Regions from separate parts of the Mus musculus genome. Here region 2 is linked to region 1. A link is a loop called in an ENCODE intact Hi-C map of the cell type or tissue named here. Cell type or tissue: left cerebral cortex. All regions are shown on one strand. Links, peaks and the distances in the headings refer to the core of each region. The heading gives the core; the rest is flanking DNA.

The links. Peaks named below come from ENCODE experiments on the same cell type or tissue, not always from the same donor. Only the 100,000 strongest peaks of a DNase experiment are listed, where the experiment ranks them.
Region 2: it touches region 1 in a loop (2.5-fold over the local background); 2 of 42 quality-filtered maps call a loop at or near these places.

The regions. Positions count from the first base shown.
Region 1 is chr4:27,959,040-27,971,418 of GRCm38, reverse strand. No RefSeq gene overlaps it. Among named protein-coding and RNA genes, the nearest start is that of n-TIaat2, 60 kb to the right of the region's middle. In left cerebral cortex, for the core only: a CTCF peak has its summit at 6,222; DNase peaks (open chromatin) are centred at 5,729 and 6,202.
Region 2 is chr4:26,923,478-26,935,856 of GRCm38, reverse strand. No RefSeq gene overlaps it. Among named protein-coding and RNA genes, the nearest start is that of Gm42264, 100 kb to the right of the region's middle. In left cerebral cortex, for the core only: a CTCF peak has its summit at 5,576 (motif pointing left); DNase peaks (open chromatin) are centred at 2,043, 2,528, 5,630 and 6,928; H3K4me3 peaks cover 268 bases.

The DNA of each region.
Region 1 (12,379 bases), core at 2,282-10,281:
CATATAAAGCAAGTAGTCAAAATTCAATTTGCTATTAAAAATAAGGGTATTAATGAAAAAGGTTTGATATACTACAATAGCTATTTGCTTCCATTCCTCTCAGATATATTTTTTGCAACAATTACATGCAGACATAGAAATATGTAATCAGTCTTATTGCTGGCATTTGAAATGCTAAGACGTTAATTTAAATTGATAATGACCATCAAATATTGTAGGACTTTGAATATTAACTGTCTAACAATAAAGTTGCACACATACTGATATTTTCTAAATGTTTACCTACATTTTATGTCTAATATGAACAATCAGCAAAAGCTGTTTCTGTTTCAGCTCTAATTGAATTCTCTCTCCTCTGTGCGATATATTTCCTCGTTGACTAATACAAAAAATGCTAAGAATGTGGACAGCTTTCTGCAGCCTTAGTTTTCAGAAGACAAAACAGGAAGCCATCTCAAATGCTCTGAGTTGATCCATCTTTGTGTTCTGAGGACAATGCCTTAAAAATCCACCTGCTGGAAGTCGGTGGTGTATGCGAAGGGATGTCATGGCTATTTGAGAACTGTTGAATACTGAACAGAGGCTTTTCCTGCCCTCAAGCTCACCGCTCTGGTTTGTCTGACTCATTACATGCCAAAACTTTTGATTGATGTGCTCACTTCAGTCACGGGTAATTTTAAGTCCTATATTAAGTAGCCGCTGCTTCCACTCCATTATAGTTCTTTGCATGGGGCAAACCAGAGCTCAGGTCTTGTCTATATTGGGTTGACCCAGAGCCATAGTGTGCTTTTGTTTGGATTTAAGTAGGAGGCAAGCTAATATTTCTAAACTAGCAAACTTGTACATTCTCAGCTTTTCTTAATTGTGTGGATCCCTGTGGTAAAGAGCTTTTCAGTGCTACCACACCTCTCTTTGGGAGCTCAAGCCAGTCAGGAGAGACAAAGGCTTTCTTAGTTCACAGAATTGCTTTTGAAATGGTGGAGATTTACAGGGATTAATACAATCTAACCAACTTTTGCAGTTGATTTTTACTCCTATTATCTGTTTGCATTTGTGGGAGTCATTGTGTCTTAACGGTAATTTTTGTTTCTGTATCTCAATATTTGCAATAGCTTAGGTGACAGAACATACTTGTGTGAGTAGCATTTTAAAGTACACATTCTATATACAATACAAAACTGACTCAAATAGGTTAGTAGTTGATGAGTTACACTTCCCTTAAATGCCAGGATCAATAGTCACATTAACCCTTATGGAAAAATAATATAAAAGGAAATTATAATCACTAAAATTGGAGAGTAAAGTTAGAATTTAAACCAAGCAATCCAGTTAAAGAAATAACTTTGACTATAACTTACTTGATTTTAAAATTAAAATAGTGATATGTAATAATGACATATTTATTACACTTATAATACTGCACAAAGTAAGGCTTACGTTAGCATATTACCCTGGTCCAAAATGACCTTGAAAGAGTTTGTGGAATGAAAGAAAGATTGCTCTTTCTCTTAGAATCTTTTCTTACCTTAGATCTTAAACAATGTGGAGTCTGTTCAATATATCAATACTCTTGAGAGAAACTGTGAAAAGCATATAACCCAAGATTTTATCAACACGTGCACAAGGGAAGATAGCAGGGAATGGCAAACAATATCAGCTCATGAGTAAAATTAAAAACTAAATGCTATAGTCCAGACTTTCCCAGACTTTCCCTTTACATACAGTTTGATACTAGTTGGTAGAAGTTCCATGTCAGACTGAATGACCTCCAAGTCTAACCATTTATCTTTGAACTAAATGAAATATAATTGTATGAATGATGAAAGATTGTGAATATTGAAATGTTTTAACTAATAATTTGCATCCTTAAATCTGATTGCACAATTCAAGTGTACTGGAGGCATTAAAAGCAACTGAATTTAGAGGATAGTAAGATCAACTAAAGCAACATAAGTGAATTTTCTGTCTGAAAATTGAGAAAATGCATAGTTTGTATATGTAAGTATTTTTTCCCAGCAAGATATTGATATGGACTTTTAGACAATTAATTTGTTTAGTGTTGTCTGAAAACAAAAATTAGAGGAGTGAGCAATGAAAAAATTAAGGGCAAGTAAAACATAATTTGTAAGTAATTCTTATAAATAAACCTTTATCTTAGCATTCACCCTCTTAGTGCTCAGGGCCTCCTCAGTATAAAAGCAGAGTGGACTGAGATAGGAATGATGGTCAATGTAGTTTGAACTATAATATCTAATAGTCTACATTACTGTTTACAAGATATGATTTAAAATAATACTTCATGCTTACAGATAAAGATTATTGTGAACAATTTTTAAAAGTTTTGAGCTTTGTAAAATATTGAACCAAAGTAAAAATATTATAAACAAGTTGTATATTTTTTTGGAGCATTGCTTCAAACAAATGAGTACAATCAGTAAGAGCTGAAATACCAGTGGTAATCGCTTACAGGTAATAAGGAAAAAACAGATAACATTTTAAAACTATAACCTCCGAATGCAATATGTGTTTATTTATTAAAATGTTTCATTATATATATATGTTATGGAACAGAAATAAAGGATTTAAAGGTGAATTTTCTGATTCTCAATAGTCAGTTTTTCTTTTTCTCTAAAGTAATACAATTCAACTTTTAAACATTTCAAAAACGATTTTGTGATTTATTCTGGTTTTCAACTGAGTGAGCACAGCCATAAAAATGCCACCACAGCTTTCCCTCCAGAGCAGCAAAGCATCCATGGAATTATAGCTCAATTAGGGAACTGGAAAGTCTCAAGCTCTCAGCAAGGTCCACACAATGGGTGGCCAAGCAAGATATGGACGTGGCTGGAAGAAGCTTACTCCTTTCTCTCTCTTCTAAAAAAGCCATCAGTTAAGCAGACATTGCTCTCTGGTACCTCCAAGTCAAAGGGCGGTGGCATGGCATTTTCTTTGATTAAACATCGTAAGCATTTAATGACTCCTTAGTGTACTTGACATTTACACAGAATATGTTGATTATAACATCAGATGGATAATCTAAATACAACTGACAAAGACATCAAGAATAAAAAAAAAAAACAGAAGAAGAAAAAGACAGAACGAGAAAGACATTTTTTTAACAGTGGACATAAGGAAGGTCCCTTGCTATGAGAGGTCTTGTTCACGTTCAGCGTCGGAAACCTTTGCATTTATCCTGGCTGGTTTGATTTGTGATTTTAAAATTTACTCCAAGACTTTGTCACCTTCCTGGCGGGTCTACAAAATATCTGGTATACAGAAATCAAATAAGAATTTAGTAAACTATGTCATCTGAGTAACCAGGTCAACATTATCTTAGAATTCTAGCAAAATACCAAAGGTTCTGTTGCTTATGGCATCACTGTACAATGTGATGAGAAAGACCTCAGAGGGTGGACCAGTGATTAGAGTAACATGGAAAAATACATTCATAATGTTTGTGGACACTAGTCAGTATTTTATTTCTCTAATTTGAACAACCTAACACTTAAAGAAAACAGAGAAATACTAGTTCTTAAAGGCTTGAAAATAGTTTCAACAGACAAGCCTGGTTTTCATATGTAAAAATATTATTTTTTTAATTCTAACATGGCTCAGTGTGGTTATAGGTAGGTCCCAGTCACTATGGATGAGGAAAGTGTTGTCAGTTATTTCTTAAGATAGTATCAGTACTGTTCCATGTCTTCATAAAAATGCTGCTTCTACAAAGTCTTTTCCTTGAGGATGAAAATTACTAAGTTAAACTATTTCTTGTATTGTATAATAATATTCCGAATCACTTACACTCACGCACACACACACACACACACACAAATATTCACCACATTGAAATGCCTTTCTATACAAATAAAAATTGGATTACAGGCAAATGTAATTTCTCAAAATATTATTTGAAAGACAGTAGATTTTCTATAAGCATATATAAATAACAAAGTAAAAATAGTGATGTATAAAAAGATATAAATGATTTATAGCTTAATTTTTTTAAAAAATTCATACATCCACACAACTATATATTTAAAAATAATTTAAACCTTTATATGAAAAAGTTTATTTTAAAATCTCGTTTATGAAACCAGCCACTAATATGCCATATTAATTAATGTAAAGTAAAATCATACTAGGGAAGGTGAATATATTCACTATGATCTGAACATTTTCTGGTTGCATCCATGATCAATAGTGTAATGAAGAATTAAAATTATGATGTGAGGTTTTAAATATTAACAATTTTCCCTGATTACCAAAAAAATCCATTGAGTAGTATAACATGAATCTAACAATCTTTATTAAATGAGAAATTCCAAAAATTAAAAAGAAAGAAAAATATCCATGCATTATATATCATATTGTACATGAGAGAAATGTCCTGTGAAATGTGAGAAATTTTGTTATAAATTTAGTTAAACTTCAAAGTCTTACGCTAGAGCTAAAGACCATTATTAAATTTCACAGGAGGAAGTACAAAATCCACTTAGCCTGTTACTAATCTCTTAAAATTCTTCCAGTGAACACTGATAAAGATATAAGATCTAGGATTATCTGATATTCTTTCTTCTACACTTCTTATTTCTCACTATTGATTAAGCCCTGAAATGATTGAATTGCCCAGAAATACAACTCAAGTATTCATAAATGCTAAACAGCTTTGACAATGAAACGAAAATGACATTAAATCTTCACATTTTCTCAAATATTAAGAAAGTAAATAATTTCTTCAATAAAAAGAGTAATGCAGACTTGAGTAGAGCAAGAAGTGCGTTTGAAGCCTCGGTGTTTTGACAAGGGCAACAATAAACAGACTAGAAAGAAAAACTGAACCATTGCATACAATTTTCTGTACCTCATTAAAGTAGGTGGAATCATTAATTTGTTGACAATTTGTATGATAAATATGATAGAAGGGGTGTGTTGTTTACTTGTGTGTATACATTCTTTGTATTGCCATAATAACAGTTACAAGAACCCCAAGAACTTATCAACTAAATTGCACTTAAATCCAATTCACCCTCCTCTAAACAAATCAGTTAAATATCTTTTGACAGCAAAGGAAAACTCCTCCTTCTTAATAATTTACACTTTAACATAGCTCACTGCTTTCTGTTTGTCTCTTTGGACGATTGTGATTTCCTCAAAAATCTTTAATTTTCTTTTCAAGTGACTCTCATCCGCAAATGAATAGTTTTGAAGGAAATGAAATGAAATCAAATACAGAATTTTGGAATGAGCCAGCTTTATCTCCTTGTAATATACAAACATAACCATTGAGGCCCAACCTCAAATATCTGCACTAATGGTAAAAAAGAGGAGATATTCCTAACGCTTCCTAATAGTGAGGAAAACATTATAAATTGTTACCAAATAAATTTGTTACTTCCATGTATGTATTAGCATATGTATTTATATAATTAAACTGATATACTATAATTAATAATTAAATTGTAGAAAGCCTCCATTTGGTCTATAGCATATAATGTAATTAACTCATTCACATCAAACAGTTTGGAAGAAGGCTGTGAAAGGCAAGGGCTTCCTTGTAGACTCTACTTCTTTTGCTTTGATCTCACTAGATAACAAAATAGATTCTTTGGAGTCAGAATGTAAATCAGATCTCACAGGTGACTGATGCAGCTGACCGCGGGAATTTACAGAACCCAGCCATGAGGATTCCAGGTGTGTGCATGTGTGAAATGGTCTTAATGCTGCTGTGATTGACATTTCTGCGTCCCCTGCGAGGCACTAGAGTGGGTCAGGGATTCTGGCTGCCTGGTGCTTTGTTCCCTTAGACAACTATCTTTTGTTTCTGTTTTTGTCTTGTTTTGTTTTTTTTTCTATTTTGACTCTCTTACTGTACAGAATCACTCAGTTTCATTATTTCCTCTTTCAAGGATGGTGTAGTCTCCTCGTTTGTGAGGTTTGCAGTTTGGTATGTTTCTTAATTCCAGAGCAGCCTGGATCTGTTCTCTTTCCCCTTCTCATTAGAAGTGAGAAATAACTGTCTATTGTGGAAGCATACTCTTCAATAAATTGAAGTTTGTTTCACGGGTGGTCAGTGTCTTAGTGAATCTAGGAAATGTAAGAAATATGTAACACTTTGGGCTTGATTTCTTTGCAATACTTACTGTGGTACATTCGTATGCAAAGAAAGAAAGTCTATGTGGCTTGGTCTTGCACTCTTCTCTCCTGGCAGCACAGTGCCCCCTAAAGTTACTCTTGTAAAAGAATGCCACAAGTCCTCGCTGAGTTCTGTACTAAAATGACACTTCACTTTGATTTCACAAAATAAATACTGTCTACAAAAAGAAATCATCGGAGATGATATAAATATGTTTATTTCAACACTCATTTAATCACAAAATAAAAATGTTGCCTGAATTCAGTCCCTTGATTTTGAAAACAACAGTACCAAAATGAAATATGCTAAGGACTGATGGCTCAACGTAGTGCTAATTCTTATCAAAAATACTGCTTGCCAATAACGTTTGAGAGTGTTAAACTGTGGATGGAAGGAATATAGTTACAGGAAGTGAAAAGAATAATTTTCACAATGTAAGCTTACCTTTACTAAAATTTTCTGTGTATGGAATAATTAATTGAACAATCAAGGAATATGAAGACGATGTTGAAAGAATACATGCAAAGAAGAGTTTTGTCTTTATTTTAGATGTTCCGTTAAGTTTCATTTTTAAACTGTACTATATAAATAAAACATCACACTCGTGTTATGAAGGTGAGAACAAGCTGAATTTGCTGAGTCAAAATAAGCCAGATATGACAATTGTCTCTTTCCTATGAAGTGGTTTTTATTACAAAATTTTCTTTTTAAAGGAAATTGCTTTTTGATCTCTCATCTTTCAGAACAAACATTTAGCTTTATTCCAGCTCCTAAACATAATATAAAAATAGCAAGTTGTCTAAAAGGTGTTAGAAGATACACAGTTTAAATATACTTATTTTTCTTGCCTTTCAATTTCCTTGAAGACTGATTTTCTTACTCTTTATCACAGAGCCTTAGTTAAAATTTGATGCTGGATGTAAAAATGAGCCTTTGAAAATAAAATGCACTTAAAGACAGTTGGACCATGGCCCTGAGTGTGCTGCACTGGTTTAGGATTTGAGATAACTTGTTAAGGACAGTAAAATTCCCAAATGGCAAATTCAGTTGATGTTGACATGTCTCCTGACGCTTAGAAATTCACTTGATGAAATTTCCAGTAAGCTAAATTTACTAACTTAATTTCACAATTCATGGTTTTCACATGGTTGCAATATTTGATTGTGGTCAATACTTTAAAACAACGCATCACAAACCAGAAGAAATTATATACCAGACAGATGAAGAAGTATAATCAAGGCGGGAGCCAATTTTTCCATAATGCTTTATTTATTGATTGGCAAGAGAATACAAGTTGACAAGAGTAGGCAAGCAGTAACAGTAATACTGGGGATGGAGTCAATACATGGGCGACTGCTATAAGAAGCTCTACATTTTCAGATTGTACTTTATCTAGCATGCACTCTTTCAAAACCTAAAGTACATTAAAACACATTTATTTCCAAATAGTCTTCTTATTTGAGCCCATCCCTGAACTCAAATGCTCAAACTCCTTTTAGAGTTTTATAAGAGAATTATAAAATTCTTAATAGAGTGAGTAGTATCCCTGTGGTTCCCATATATGACCATGTTTAATTCTCTCAAAAGTTTGAAAATATGTGTTATTCTTTTTTAACTACAAATATATGCACCGAATTCCTGAAAACCTATTTCACATTGTCAGTCACAAGTGATGTATGTATGAACGAAAATCTACTTTGAAAGATAAAAATCTCTTCTCCTCATCTGAGAAGATCCTGACAGCAGGACTGTGAAGATCTGTTGTCATTCCAGTGGAGCAGGACATTTGTCCACATTTGCAGGTCACCAGGGTTGTCCTCAACCCACACATTCAGTTTGTTCTGGAAATCATTCATATTCATCATCTATCTGCCTATATAAGTATAATTTCTAAAAGGACTCCTATTTGTGTACAAGTAAGATAAATAGATGAACAGTAGAGGAAAACCAGAGGAATAGTACTTAGTTTTATAAATGGAACCCTGTATAAAAATGCATACAATTGTTCAAGGGGATGCAAATGCAAATACATTCTCAAACAGCTCACTTAAACAGGCATCTGTTTTCACACTCCTAAATATGCATGTATAATTTTCAGCACCAATATTTATTTTTTTATTTTACTCTTATGAAGTAGTTTTATTGCATTAAAAAAATTTTGAAAACCATGCGTTCCTATTCATTCACGTAAAAGGTCACCACAGTTGTAATAAGCTTCCTACCTTTAACAGGGTCACTGAGACCACTCACAAAAGTTATACTTTCTTCCTTGTGCCATCTGCTCACACTTAGTTTGAATTCTTGTGACATTCTCTAATGGTAACTATTGGCTGACAAAGCATGGTAACTTCCCACAGCCCTGCATTCGGCCCACACAAGACTCAGTGTCAGATGCTAGCCCACATTTTGCTTTCTCTGGTTTAACCCTTATCTTTGATCTCTGCATTGTGAACAATTGAGAATTTCTTTCATGTTCAAAATAATCCTACTCGGAGTGATTATAAATTAGCAATACTTTTACATATTCTTCAGTTTCTTTTTAATGAATATGTAAATATATGTATATATATTTCATTAAATACCGCCTGTTTCAAAGAGCGTATTTCCCTGGAGGTATAATAGAAATAAACTCGCCAACAGCAGATAAGATGTCAGGATGATTTTTAAGGACTGGGAAAAGCTACAAAGATGTTACTAGAAGTGCCTCAAGTTCTATCTTAAGAACTAATCTGGAGAGTACTATTAAATGTAAATTAAATAATTAAAATATTTGCATATGAAGCTCATAAATCTGTGGTACATTGTTATGACAAGTAGAGTCACAAGATCCCACAAACTAAATTAGTAATGCACTATTTTATCTTTTAGGAGAGGAAACATAAATATGCATTTTATATATGTATTTGCATATTTTATATTTTAATAACAAATGCTTTTCTTGTTTAGTAATTGAAAACTCTCTTTGTTAGAAAGTACTTAAAGATGCACACATAAGAGAGATAAAGAGAGGTAGATAGACACACAGAGAGAAAGAGAGAGGCAGACACAGAGAGGAGAGAGAGAGACAGACAGACAGACAGACAGAGAGAGAGAGAGAGAGAGAGAGAGAGAACTCTGACAAAAAATTATCTGGCAGTATTAGGTGGATGTAGAGGACATTTTAGTTATAATACTTAAACTAACAATCTTTCCTTTAGAAATATTAAGAATTCAATAAATATAATTAGAGATATTTAATAATTGTTGAGTTATTTGTTATTTATAAAGATCACTAGATATTGCTAAATTTCAATCTCATTAGAAACTATTCCTCCTTCTTCTAGGTCTATGCTGATTATGATGAAAAAAAACTTTACTACCACTCTACAGGGGTTGCATAAATTATTCTTAGGACTTTTCTGTTTTTAATTGGAAAACCTTTAACCTATCTTGATATCTTGATTATACACACACACACACACACACGCACGCACGCACACACGTATGTGTGTATGTGTGAATATATATATTCAGCTGGATATATGAAACTTATTGCATAAGACATAACACTCATGTAGAAATAAAATTTTCTGATTTCATAAATGAGATACATTTTAAAATCATGAAACTGTAATTATGCCCTGTTTTGTTACTGGTATATCGTGTCAAGCAAGTACATGAAACTTGATTTGAGGAGGACAAAAGGAGGGTTGAATTTTCACAGGAAGTGTATGGGTAAGTATTAGCAAGACTAATGTTGCTGTGTTTTCTACTGATGAAGTTTTTGAAAAGAACATATTTAATATAAATAAAACTTATTTTTATTGATAAAACATTTTATATTTTTTTATGTACAATGCTATCGGCATCATTATTTATGGTTCATTGTCAGTAAATCATTTAAATCACAGTCTTCCCATTACACTGTATTGTAAACTGCCTAAAAATACAGGAAAGAATATTTATTGAAACTTAAGATGTTGAAGCATACATTTTAACAAATTTAGATCCTCAACACACATACATACTCGGCATGACGCTGTGACTGTGCATAGCATAGCCCCCACTTCACAGGATGAAGTGCCCCTTCAAGTGTTTCCAGTGATCAGCCCATGGCAATGTGATTCATTGTTAATTTTTCACCTTGGTCAGACACCTTTAAAATTAGTAAAATCCTCTCTTATAATTAGTTTCTATGAATAGTAACTCTCTATTAAAAATAGTTTTCCCTTGAAATATGACTTCACATTCATTATGAAAAAGCATGCTCCTGCTCTCGGGGCTCCAATGCCTAGCACTACGTTGTTCAGAGGTCATTTCAGAACAGAGCAGATGCTGCACATGTTATTTCATTCCTTGTTTATGTTATGTTTAGGGTGTGTGGTTAGGAAGTTCACCAGCATAGTTTTTGAAGAAAATAATTTATTTTGATATATGCTTTTTATCTCATGGTTTTAGTCAATTAAAATTTCACCTTTATTTTCTGCCTTTTATGACTTTGTTATATAATGTGTACATTAGAAACCACATTGACAATATCAGTTTCAGGTTCATTTCTGCTCATATCAATAAAAAAAAATTAATGATAGTCTGAGTCAGACAGTTTTTGGAAAAAATGTTTTTGGAATGAATCCCATAGTGTGGAATACACAATAAGTGAGTAAAATGGTTAAAAGAGGTTCTGGTAATTTATTTTATAAATGTAATAATAATTTATGTCAATAAATAAAAAATTGCTGACAGAATGTATTGTTAGTGAGATTTTTAGTATATCAGTTTATCATAATATGTAGAATTTTACTTTTTGTATCCTTGATATCTGGCGATAGCAACTTTATTTAATCTATTATCAACCTAATTTTATTTCTTCTTAATTGTTCACATTACTTTGTAATTTTATAACAGTATAATAACATCTAAAGTATATTAAACTAATTATTAATATTACACTCTACTAAGTCTTTTAAACTAATTTTCCTGAGATTTTTAAACATTATTTCAGTGTATTTTCTTATAATTTAAAAATCTCTATATAGCTTATCATAGTACATACTCAGGCACACGTGTGCTTGTGTGTGTGTGTGTGTGTCTGTGTTTTTGTGTCTATGTCTGTGTGTCTATATATGTGTGTCTGTCTTTGTGTGTGTCTGTGTGTCTGTATGTCTGTGTATGTGTCTGTCTGTGTGTGTTTCTGTCTGTGTGTCTGTGTGTGTGTCTGTCTGTCTGTCTCTCTCTCTCTCTTTCTGTGTGTGTGTGTGTGTCAGAGTATATGCTATCACTTGACTCAACCTCCTATGTTTTTCTAAAAATCTTTTCACTGGTGTCTGGCTGTTTGTTTTATTTTTGTTGTTGTTGTTGTTGTTGGACAGAGTCTGTGGCTGAGTATTATAGTTAAACAGTAATGCTAGATTGTGTGACTAGCAGGACCCACGAATCCTTGTGCCTCTGCCCTACTAAATAGTAAGTGTGCACAACCATAACTGGCTTTGCCTATATGCAGCATGTATCCAACTCAAATCCTCGTGATTTCATTTTGTGCACCATACTTACTAACATATTTCAGCAACCTTTCTATCAGAGACTTCTTAGGATTTATAATATACTATTTTCTTTGTATTTGATTGGGTGTGTATTAATTTAATCAGCTAATGTATTCTTGCTTCACATTAAATCCTATGTTTCTGTTTGCATTTATAGGCATAAAATTTAATAGTATACATTCACAGAGGATTATTTCTTTGCATTAATTGCCCACATTTGATTTTTGCTCAATCTTAGCTACTCCAAGGAAGTATCTCCTTTGACTTGAGTACATTTTTGTCTTCTTTACCTACTCAGTAGGTGGTTTATTGACATTGAAAGAGAAATCTGTACATTTCTTGACTAAATAGAAAAAAATGGAGTACAATATTAAACTAGAATTTGTACTTATGTTCTACTTGTATTTGCTGTGATTTTTCTCAGAATAATTTTGTTTTATATTTCTAAAGAATTACATAGCTAATCTAATTTAAAAGACATTGTATAAAAATTGGACATATCTGTGACTGGCCACTTTTTAAAAATTATTTATTTATTTAATTACATTACAAATGGAACCCTTCCCAGGGTTCTTCCATCCATACCCTTCTCCTTAGCCTCTGAGCGGGTGATTCCCACACAGAATTCCCCTTCCCAAAGACACGGAGTCTCTACAGGATTAGGGCCATCTTCTCCCACTGAGGCCACATAAGACAGTCTTCTGTTCCATATGTAGGAAGGGAGAAG
Region 2 (12,379 bases), core at 1,472-9,471, 1.0 Mb after region 1:
AAGCCCGTATTCAAGACAGAATGTTTAAAGTTACAAAATCAGCTTTCTGCAGGGTCTAATCATATCAATAGTTTTTAGTATTACCTTTAATTCCAAATGTTGTTTAATTACAATCTATTTTTTTCAATTTAATTATTGGAATATTTATAGAATAATTATTTTATGCCTTATTTGTACATTTCAGCACTTCCATATTGCTAAATATAATGTAAAAATCACAACTAGTAAAAAAAAAAAAACTTTAAGTTTTAGGATGCATTCTGGCTTTTCAGATGACATTTACACTGACTTTAACATGTCATCTCCATAAAGATTCTGAGTTTAGATGTTACCTTGAGGTGACGAAAACAGTAGTATTCTAATTTATTAATACTACTGTTTATGTATTTCTGATTAAATTATAACAATTCTTTAAGTAGAGATCCAAAGAAATGATCAGGAAAATATCTACAGAAGCAGAAAATTGTTGTTTCTGCTATAATTCAAATCACATTTCATATGCTCCATTGATATAATATCACTGTATAAAATTGTAAACACTTAAGAATTAGTTATATCTGTTATATTTAGTTGTTAATTTGTCACGTAAAGTGGACATATTTCATATATATATATATATATATATATATGTATATATACATATACGTGTGTGTGTATACTATATGCCATCATCCATTAGACAACAGAAGATGTTATTAACAGCTATTCTGATTAAGTTAACAAATATTTTGTGCTTATAACGTATAAATGTATAGCCACACATGTAAACCAATGATGCACGAGGATGAACAGCATCCTCATTCGCATCCTTCCCCTTAATCCATTTTATAAATACTTGATAATGGGAAACCTCCGTATGTATGTAGAAAACGACAACTAAGTGATCCAAAGAGAAGTTTACGTTGTCACCTCACACCTTAAAATATATTTATTTTAACATTCCTGCCATGATAACTATTGTTGGTCAGTTATTCTTTTGGACTTTCTGTCTAGTTCTCATATTATTTCCCCTACAATAGCATCTGGTACATGCTATTATAAATCCTTACCCTGAACGGTGCACGTGATAGTGAGTCCACTAACTCTGAGACACAGAGGGAGAAGGAAATTAAGATATTGCAGTTAGACATGTGTATTAACTCACCATCTAACATGGAAAAAGTAATGAGTGTAAGCCTCACAATGGTGGAGTATAGGGAGCTTTTAAATAGGGAGTTTAATCTCCTTTAGAGCAAAGCCACACTCTTGGTTTCCCTAGGTTTTTGGCAAGGTTCCCAGAAGCTGCAGTCATTCATGAGCCACACACTCTGTTCTTAGGAAAACTGCACTGGGAACTTCACACGGTGAAACGAATGCTCTCATTCTGGATGCTTCATCTGTAAAATATCCGCTCACACATGTATATACATGCGCATGGTACTTAACTCAGCCACCACCAAAGGATGGGGGCACTGTTGGGATTTGAACCCATTGTTGCAGGAAGTCCAAGATTTTCAAACCTTATGTGTTGACTATAAAACCATTCCCTCTGGAAGATTTTTCTGCAATTAAAATGAAGTTTATGTTAAGAGAGCTTGAAAAATTCCCAAATCAAATCAGATTGTTTACAACAGCTTGAGCTCCTTTCTCAGGAAGTGCTGAAGCCAGAGTTTTGCTCGCCCTTGTTCTCTGGCTTTTCTAATACACCCCACGTTCTCATTCATGAGCTCTGTGTAATTAGAATAAGAATCATCTGTGAGATACGCTGTAATGGACCATAAAATATAATGCCGTGTGTATTGTGTGTTTCGTTGTTTAAGTTCAGGATTTATGAAAGATTAGCTGTTTCTTTCATTTTGAAGGCAGAGAAAAATCTCTCACTCCTTGCTGTTTACCAACAGTAGTTTGAGATGTAATCTCAGCTGGGTAAACAGAAGTGGACAGGTAAAAAAATATATGTGTATGTGAAGAATATATATTTTTCTACCACAACGCCCAGTGTCGGATGCAGGAACAAAGCCTGTTCTATTGGTGGTATTATATGTGATAATACACAGGCTGATTGTAGACACACAGAACACAGGTCCTAATGAAACCATTTTACTTATTGAGCTTGTATAAAACCCCAGGTACCACTGTCTCTCGGTCATGACTGGGCCTTCCAGAGCTGCAGTGCTATATGCATAATGTCAGACGCGCCAACTCGCTTCTCTCTGCATGCTCACTGTCCTGCTTTACCATCTCTTTCATATTTGCAGTTGCTCCTTTAGAAAGATATTTTGCCTTATGTCACCCCATTGTACTTACTCAGAACATTTTCTCCCCAGTTGAGAATATATTTTTAAAAAAGTGATTCCATTAATTCCTAAAACATTTCTGTGATTTGGGAGGATAAGGGGGAGGAGGAGGAGGGGGAGGAGGAGGAGGAGGAGGAGGAGGAGGAGCAGGAGCAGGAGCAGGAGCAGGAGGAGGAGGAGGAGGAGGAGGAGGAGGAGGAGGAGGAGGAAAAATGTGTACAGGAGTGGCTTATTCCTGTCAGGTTGGGTGACTTGCAAGTTTGTCTCAGCATGAGAAGGGTGGGGCCGCAGCACTTACTTGAAGCTTCAGTGTTTGATCTTCTCTCACACAGTAATAATGTAAAACAAGGAGACATAATGCAAGTAAAATAAAAGCAAAAATGAGCCAGCTTATATTCCTCAGTTTCATTCAATTTGTTTTGGGCATGTTCAAACAAATGTAGTTTAATATTTTTTCTTGTTTCAAGGAAAGACTGCTTGCTCTTTCCATATTTAGCATACACATTTTTTTTTCTTTCAAAATGGACACCAGAAATAGGAAAAAGAAAAAGGGGAGAAAAAAAAAAAACCTGTGTGGACTACATCCACAGCAGAGTCATTTTAGATTTTTCTGTGATTTCAAGATTGGCTATCAAGAACTAAATTAGAATACATAAAGGGATTTAAGTAGTTCCTATTAAGACATCTCAATTTTTTGTGAATATCAAAAGTTGTCTTTGATAAATTGATACATAAATTCCAAAAATACTCATATATAAGTATATATATTGTTTACAACATGAGTATTTATACACACACACACACACACATATATATATATATATATATGTATATATATATGAGTATTTTTATATATGAGTATATGTGATTTTACAAGGGAATAGGGTAATATAATGTATGGGTATTTGCAAAACCATGTTTCTATTATCAGATAAAATATTAACAGCACCTAAGAAATTATAATAGAATAAATACATGTTATATTTAGTCACTTACAATTAATAAGGTCTTTCACTCTTTCATTTTACTATGATTAGAAAACTTGGCTTCCACACACAGTGCATAAACACACATGCAAGCAAAACTATGCACATAAAAAATTTTTCAATTATGTTAAAAATATTTAAGCCAGTCTTTATTAATGGAGGAGTGGACACATAGGAAAGTTTAAATACAGCAGAACACTTACACTCAGTGCATTTTTTTGTGGCTATTATGAGGTTTTATACTGAAGAGAGTCCAAAGTAACTGTTCAAACAAGCAGAGAGTAAAGGGTGCAAAGCCCAGTAAGATGCTAAAACAAATTATGCAAAAAATGTAGGTGGCCAAAGAAAACAGAAAAATGTAAACACATTTAGTACTACATTCCTTCCAAAAATTAATCAATGTATACCCTTATAGTACTAAAACTGGAAAATTTAAATAAATGTAACTATACATGAAAATATTTGTATTATTTAAAACTAAAGCTAAGATAGAACAATAACCATTTAGTAACTTTTTTTTTACTTTTCTTACTAAAATGATTAAATTATAGTATAAGAATTTTTATATTAACTCTGTTAAGGCTTATTCACATAAGATAATTAAATAACTTTTGATTTTGAATTGAAATTTGTATGTGTTTCCTAGCGATAGCCTTGTTTTTCAGAAATCAATTTACCATCCCCTTAAAGCTCATAGTAACATTTGCATTTGAAAGACTAAGCTGATTTCATATGATTTTAACATTTGTATGAATTAGAATGGTTATTTTAAAACATATTAAAGAAAAATAATGTTATTTTTACTATTTTTACTACATAATTCTTTTTTCCTTAATGCTGTGATAAAGATATTTAAATCTAGTTAGAATATTCTTTTAAAATTGCATTTATTATCTACTATTACAAAGACAACTTTTCTTGCTCATAATTTGACAGACGTATTATTACAAGCTAATAGCATAAGAGACATATTTAACATTTACTTAGTTATTTAAATTTGCAAAATTGCCATAAAACATATTATTAAATTTTTGCCATTTAAAAATGATAATATTTAACTTGAAAAAAATATTAAAACTGGAGTAAAATTTACATCTGTGAAGATATAATTGAATAGTAGTGGTCTTCTGAGTTTGAAATCAGGAAAATGTGGTTACAATATCCAATATAGAAAATCTAGTCTGAGATTAATTTTTGAAAACCTTCTGAAGCATATTATTAAGAGAAACCAGAGAATACATCTATAATTGAACTATAAGTAACAATTAGAAATGAATAAAGCATACTATCATAAAACTCAAATCTGATTCGAAGATGAGTGCTGTACAGGGAAAATCAGACAGGTTTCAGGAATTGAGAAGAGTCGTAAGGGTTGAGATTTCAACAGACAATATAGCCTTTGCCTTATATTGATGACTGCACTGCCTGTGTTGCTACGGGTGGTAAGAGCAATAATGAAATGAGCAAGATTCATTTTAACATTTAAAATTAAGATTACAGTTTTTTTCTTGAGGAAAAACTTTACTGCCATTTAAGATGAACATTTTGTGCATCATCCATCTTTGCCTCACTAGAAAGTAATCTGAGTTTTGGATATGGTTACTAAGGTGAAAGAATTATGCAGCTTCGTCATTTTACGTTTACTTCCTCTAACTTTTTTTTTTTTATTTTACCTTTGTTCTTGATTTAGATACAGGTTAACAATGACAACAACAAAATCATTAACATCTTGAAATGTTGTAATTAGAACCAATTATAACTTCATTGACCGGTCGAGGCTCACTGGCACAGCTCACCCAGTTAAAAACATTCATTTTGTTTTATACTTATCTTTGATTGGAGGTGCTTATTATTCAGCACATGTGCATGAACTATTCAATTAACCATCTTTCTTAAGACAGCGGGAGCTTAGTCGATTCCTCTCTTTCAGGTCTAGTTTATGTAATTATTTTTAGAACACAGCTGTACTTCAAAACGAAGAATTTAATTTGTCAAACTACTAGTTTCTTAACTATGATCTAAAGTGGGTTCTGTGTCAGTAAAGACATTAAAAAATGTATATTTTTGCGTCCTTTGCTCACCGTGAAATCATATAGATGACAATCCTGGCCCTGGAGAGGAAAGTGTTTTCAGATCAGTTCAGTTCTTGACATAAACAACTCAATCTCAATGTAACTTCCAATAGTTAACAAAGGATCCTCTTTGAGCTTTGGTTAGAAATGTGATACAGTAACCTAGAATTACCTTACATCAAAGTCTAGGGACTTCCAGTGGCAAACTGTTCATTGCTTGGAAGGTTGTCTACTCCCATCTAGTGGTTATATTATTACACATTCTTTCAAAAAGCGAACCCTGTGAATGGTTTGTCTGTATGAAGGCAAATACAACTGCTGTTTTATTGCCAGAATTAAATAATTAATGCAGTTAACAACATCTGCATAGATTAAGTAATTCAGGCTCATGGGTTTTGTTGATAGCAGTAATTTTAGAAAGTAGCATAAAATGGTTTTAGTCTGATTTATGGAGCGTAGCCCATGCTGCCAGAGCCACATGGAGCTCATTGACGGAAAAACTCCCAGGATCACTCCAGAGAATTGCCACAGTTCTACAGTCAACAATTTCTTATGAATATTTTATAAAAATGTCTATGTATAAAGCGGAAAAAGTTCAAGCGACGAAGTTCTGTGTGTACAGTCATAAAATAGATGACTGATCTTAGGAAATACTCACAGAAAATTACGATTATCAGTATTCAATATAAGATGCACTTAACACTTATATAATATGATCTGTTTTTTTTTCTTTCATCAAAATGAAGACTAGAAAACATTTGTTATACTGGTGATATCTGCTCTACAAAAACTAAAATAGAATATGAACCGAAGAATAATATTGCACTCTTCATTTTAATCAATGTAAGATTAAACAAGAGTGCTTGTGCTCAGGGGTGTGTGTGTGTGAGTGTGTGTGTGTGTGTGTGTGTGTGTGTGTGAGAAAGAGAGAGAGAGAGAGAGAGAGAGCTCATGCTAACACAGCAAAATATTTTGTAGATGTAGTATATTCTAACATATTGGGTTCAGTAGCTTTCAGCTCCCTGAAATTTTAAGACACCCAAAGACAAAAAAAAAAAAAAAAAGAAAGAAAGAAACAATGCTGGCACGTAAACGTGGCTTAGGGGATTTTCTGGAATGGGGAAATACTCCATTTTCAATTGAACAGACCGGATAAATTTCTACAGGGTTTCTGAAGTTTCTATTCAGTAGCTACACTCTCCATGATCAATGCGCATACAGAGGCAATGACTGTGTATACTGTGGCCTCACTAATGCAGAACAGATCTTGTCCTATTAAACATATTAAACGACTTTATACAAATGCATGTTTGATCTTTGCAAAAAAAGTATCATGGAGGGAGACAAAGCAAAACCAAAAATAATAAATGAATAAATAAATAAATAAATAAATAAATAAATAGAGATAGTGCATGATAAGAAAGCTCAATGATCAGGAGTTGGTTCAGCAATTTAAAGGTTTTATTCTGAGGTTTCACAAAGTAAAGATGCTTATGTAAAGGGCTAGAAAGTCATGGCTCAAGAAATGAACATGCTAAAATCAGAGAAAATTGGGTGTGTTTAAAGAATAGCTAGGTTATTACTCTCCCAGAAACAGTCAGACCTTGGAGAAAATGGCAAGACGGTGGGTAGCACACATAAAGCTTGTTCAGCGAAGCCAAATTAAGGTAGAGACCGGACAAATCCAGTGTTTCCAGAAACACAGACCTGGAAAAAAAGTGTACATATCTTTGAAAAATAAAAAAGAAAGAATGTTTGAAAAGTGCTTACTTACTTAAAATCTGTGAGAATTTCAAGCCAATAGTGAATTGATCAGTATTAGCAGAAAAAATGTGTAAAATTTTAATCAATATTAGCAACTAATGAATGTAAGAGTCTACACTGGACATATGAATATTTACATAAAATTTACAAAGAAAAGCAATTCATAAAGAATGCACATGTTAAGAAATAAATATTAGGTGCAATGTGCAAAGATTTTTAAGTTTTGAAAATACCTCATAAATTGTGAAGCAAATATTTAAAAAAGTTTTAAGTTTTCAGGTTCTGTAGGCTGCCTAAATAGTTGATTTATATATTTTTTTCTTTAACATAAAGTGTATTGTTTAGCTTTTATTATAGCTGTCAATCAGCAAACCTGAAATGAAGGTCAGAAATTGAGATAATCAAAAGCTCATTGAGAATAATTAGGTTTCAAGACAATGAAATTTTCTTAAATATTTGTATCACTAATAGCAATAACACCTAGCAGTGCAGCTAAAATGAACATGTAATACACTTGTCAAATGTGAACAAATATATTCATTGCTCTTGCTGTTTTAGAATGCCCTGCTGGTTAATGTAGTGTTTTTGGTGCCTTGTGAATTCCGGCTACATAGAGAAATCTGAATAACATATTGATGGCCAATAAATGATAAAATGATATAGATAAAATATTTTAGTTTTAGATAAAATAGATATATATCTGTGAGCTACACAGAACAATAAAACATGATTAAAATATATTTAATATATTCTTTGTAGGTAATAACATTCTTAGTTGCCAAATGTGAAACAAAAGACTACATAATTTTCTTCTGAGAACACAAATTTATTCATATTTGCACTGAAATGTACTTTTGTGGATATTGTAAAATTTAGATGAATAAACACATTCACTAAAGTGAAAGACACTATTTTAGAAGTCATGAGATGGAGAATATCTTTATTCGCAGACACATACATAAATGCATATGTACATAAATGTTTATTTCACATCTTAAAATAATTATTACCTTAGGCTAGTAAGAAAAATGAAAAGAAATACCATAGACTTTGAAATTAATCTCTTTCACCTGCACCTTTTATATTGTGAAATAGTAAGTGTGTCTCATGAGTGTAACACTTTAATTTTTTTTGGCTGCATAATCTTACTAAGCTTGCCAAAAGACGTGTTTTCTTTTACTGATCACTCGAAAGATATAAGATGATTCAATGTCTCTGATGTATACTTTATCAAGGGACATCAAGCCAAACACCAACTCCATTTATTGAAAATTTTTGTCTTATTTCTTAAGCTTAATAACATATTAATTCATATTAATAAAAAACAAATCCAAACCAATCACAGAACTTTGCTAGAGAAACACAGTAGAGCCAGACACGCTGGATGTTCGTAGTGGATCTTTGAGAGTAACAATTTATTTAGCTGTTTGATTTTAAGCCTCATGCTTCCTTCCTACCTCCCCCCTTTAATATTGTAGCAAAGAACAAAGGCGATCAAGAGAAAAAGCAATATAGTCATTAAGTAGTAATTGGTAGGGGAGGCTTTGGGGTTAAAATTAATAAAACCAGCATGATGTACATTAAGACTGTATAAATATTTAAGGAACTGAAGCCAGCTTGAAGATGTAAACCGATTAGCAAAACTACTTACTCCGGAGATGCAAATATTTCAGGTAGATAAAATAAACAGAGACTGCTAGTTGGAAACCTGATCAGTTTTCATTCTGGAAGTGCTTCGTTTCTTTTATTTTAATTGTCAGAATAAAGCACTTTTGATGTTTTATGTAAAAGATTTATATTGCATCTAATGCACGGCAGGAAATGGAATCACAAATAAAACCATTACAGATGTTATCTACTCTTGTTAGGTCATGTATAATAAATACAATTCTGGCCTTTCAGGAGGAAACTAAGGGAAACTATGAAACAAGAAACAGAAGACTCATCCTTCAGGATTTTCTTTGTGGTTACACTGATACATTAAAAATTGTCTGCAGGAAGAGAAGTATTTGAAGGTAAAGTGCATATTATTTAGAGGATTTTTAAACAATGGAGAGTAAATATAATTTGTAATAATTAACAAAAGTTGTTCTGAATTTCTACTCTTTAATTCTTTTAAAAAAATTCTTACATTAGGAATTTTCTTTGATTCGAGATTTCCACAATTAATATTAACCTATAATTTTGAAAAGTGCCACCTCTGTGTTTATAAGTATGTGTATCAAAGTTATTTAATGATCCATCTTTATAATATTCTGGATTATTAAAATATTCAGTTTTACATTAGTATATGTTTAAATACTCACAGACTCATATCATATCATATCATGGACACTCTATTAAAATACCTACTTGTAGTTTTAAATTTGTATTAAAACTCCATGAACATGTAAAAAAAATTACGAACTGGTCAGTGATGAGCAATGAATAAAACCATGCTTCCCTTACCTCTGAGAGACAACTGGGAAGAAAAACTCATAAATGAGGGCTTACTCAGAAAGCGTCATCTCTGATTGATATAACAAACCATGTGGGTCATAAAACAAGCTAAGACAATGATCCGTCAAAAATACCTTGTCCCCAATATGTCAAGTATTTAAGTATTGTTTTTTTCTTGCTCATGTTTTTCATGTCCTCTCTGTGGCCTACTTTTCTTACTTTAAAAAATACAGTATTCTATAACATTAATGTTTAACTCTTGGCACTAACTAGCATTAAACTATTTCCTGGACACTCTTGATTTTGGAAAAAAAAATGTTACATTACAATCCTTATCATTAATAAATATTTAAAATTTTACATTTCAGCCTCCAAGCAAATTCTCATGTTTTTAAAGAAAAATTCCTATAGATAATAAAACATCTTAGTATCTCTGAGTACAAAATTCTTCTTCAAGGTTTTGTATCTTATGTACCCTGGTGAGTATGGTAAAGTATAGATAGAGAAATATGATGCTTTTGTTTACATTTAAGCTAAGCATTGAATCAATTTAAAAATAATCATTTGGTTTTTCTTTTACCCACTTTCTTGTAAAGCATGTCGGTTTGACCATAAATATATCTATCCAGTTGTCTTATACTTTTATTAGTTTGTACAATAGTCATCAGTTCCTACAAAGAGCCTATATTAATTGTGTAAATAAGTGATAAAAAGGAATCCTTCTTAATTCATACTGATTATTAAAAAGCAAACCATATCTATTAACATGGGATAAATTTCAGAGAAATACACCAAATTATATATTTTTCATGAAATAATAACTTTAAAAAATGGGAACATAGCTAGCTAGCTTCCTGGTTAAAAGATGGCCCAAAAATATATATAAAATGAACCTTTAATCATTTTTATTAGTGCAGGAAGCTATAAAACTGTTGTGTGAGTTGAAGTTCAGACTACATTTACACCAATGAAAGCCGTAGCAATGGGGGCTTGTGCACAGCAGTAAAAAGAGAACTCTCCCCAACAGTCCAATGATGCAATCGCTGCTTTTATTTAGTAGTTTACATCCATTTGATTTTCCCATGTTCTTGCAACAGTTCTGACAGATAAGTGGTAGAGTCATAAGGATTGAAATTAATAACATGATATGCAAATATAGACCAGTGAAGAGAGGTGATTATTTGAAAAATTCATTTGTGCAAAGTGCATTATTTCTTTTCTCCACCATTTCAATAATTTGAATAATCTGTGTTATCTTTGACATCTAACAACATTAAGATATAATTCATTTATCATTAGGTAATTGTAATTTGTGTTGTATACCATTCTTATATTTAACTTTGTGGCATATTATTCTTGTAATGATGAAAAATAAGAGCTCAGCTTAATTTAGCATTCACTATTGAGCAGTCCCAAACTGAGGCAAAATCTGAGGCCACTGTTTTTTATTCTTACTGCAATGATGGTGCAATATACCTTCCAGTCTAGTTGATATGTTTAATGTTTTAAATCTTGAATCACAAGATAGAGCCACTGCTTTTGTTTAATTTGTCCAAATTAACATTTCAGCAGTAGTTTTTGCCCAAAACATAGTACTAATTATTGTGTCTCTAAGAATATTCTGCTTTTTTTCATATGGAAGTAAGATTTTCTGAGACATGTTAACATTATAAGATACTCCAGTCATCTAATCCTTGCAGTTTTTGCTGCCATTGTGAGTCTTCAGAGCTGACAAGACAGATAAGCAAACAGACAAAATAGAATTTGTAACTTTCTTTGGGTACATAGAGGCCAGTAACAGATTTCTTTGTAAATGATAAAAATAAGAGCTTGTACTTGACATGTATGCAATTGGGCAGATTCAAGAGATGTAAGCGTTCATCAGACGCGAGCTACACCTTATTGCAGAACACTGTAGTAGCACACATAGAGCCACTAGCAAGCGAAAGGAGGAAGGGAAACCTGAAACGTCTAGAATGTTAATGTGACGATACTTTATTTATCTGGATTTCTATTTATTCTCCAGGCAGTCTGTAAACATTTTAATAAATATTTCAAAACAGTCTAAACTTCCAGGCTGTATTATCACATTTAATATAATTTAATTTCATCTAGAGTATTATTAACTAGCATTTAAAAACTTTAGATAATCATTACTTTGAAAATATAGATCAAATGAAAGAAAAGGAAAATTACTTAGTTTAATTTTCATTATTATGCCACAAAATCTTCTCATGTTAGACAAATTGTTTAAACTGGAAAATGAAATTTGATATATGATTAAATATTATGCTACAGGTAGAGCACTAAAACCTAAAACAATTTTAAAACTGATAATAACTCCCTAAATTGTGCACTTTAATTATTGATATTAAGTTAAAATGTTTTTTTCTAAAATAATAAAATAAAAGTAGAACATTAACCATTTACAATAGGCAATTCTATGTTTCTGACACACTTGTGAGAATTTTCTATCAGAGATTATGTCAATAGAGAAGGCTTAATTGAATTGGTAAAGAGTTTTACAATTCAGGTCAAGATAAAAAATGATTGACAACACTCAATACACCACATATCTCTTTTCTCACTTTACATGAAAGCTTTAGAAGTTAGTATTCTTTACAAAATATTCTCCAGTTTAAAAATAAGAATTGTTAATGAGCACATGCATGCTTGTGTGTTTGTGTGTGTGTGTTTGTGTGTGTGTGTGTGTGTGTGCTGGTGAGCATGGTTTGGCTTTCAGTTAGATATGACCTCTGTGTTAATGATGAGGTGGCAGAAATTGTTCTGCAGCACCCTGGAGGGCATTGGAGTAGGAAAAATAATAAGCCTCCAAGAGTCG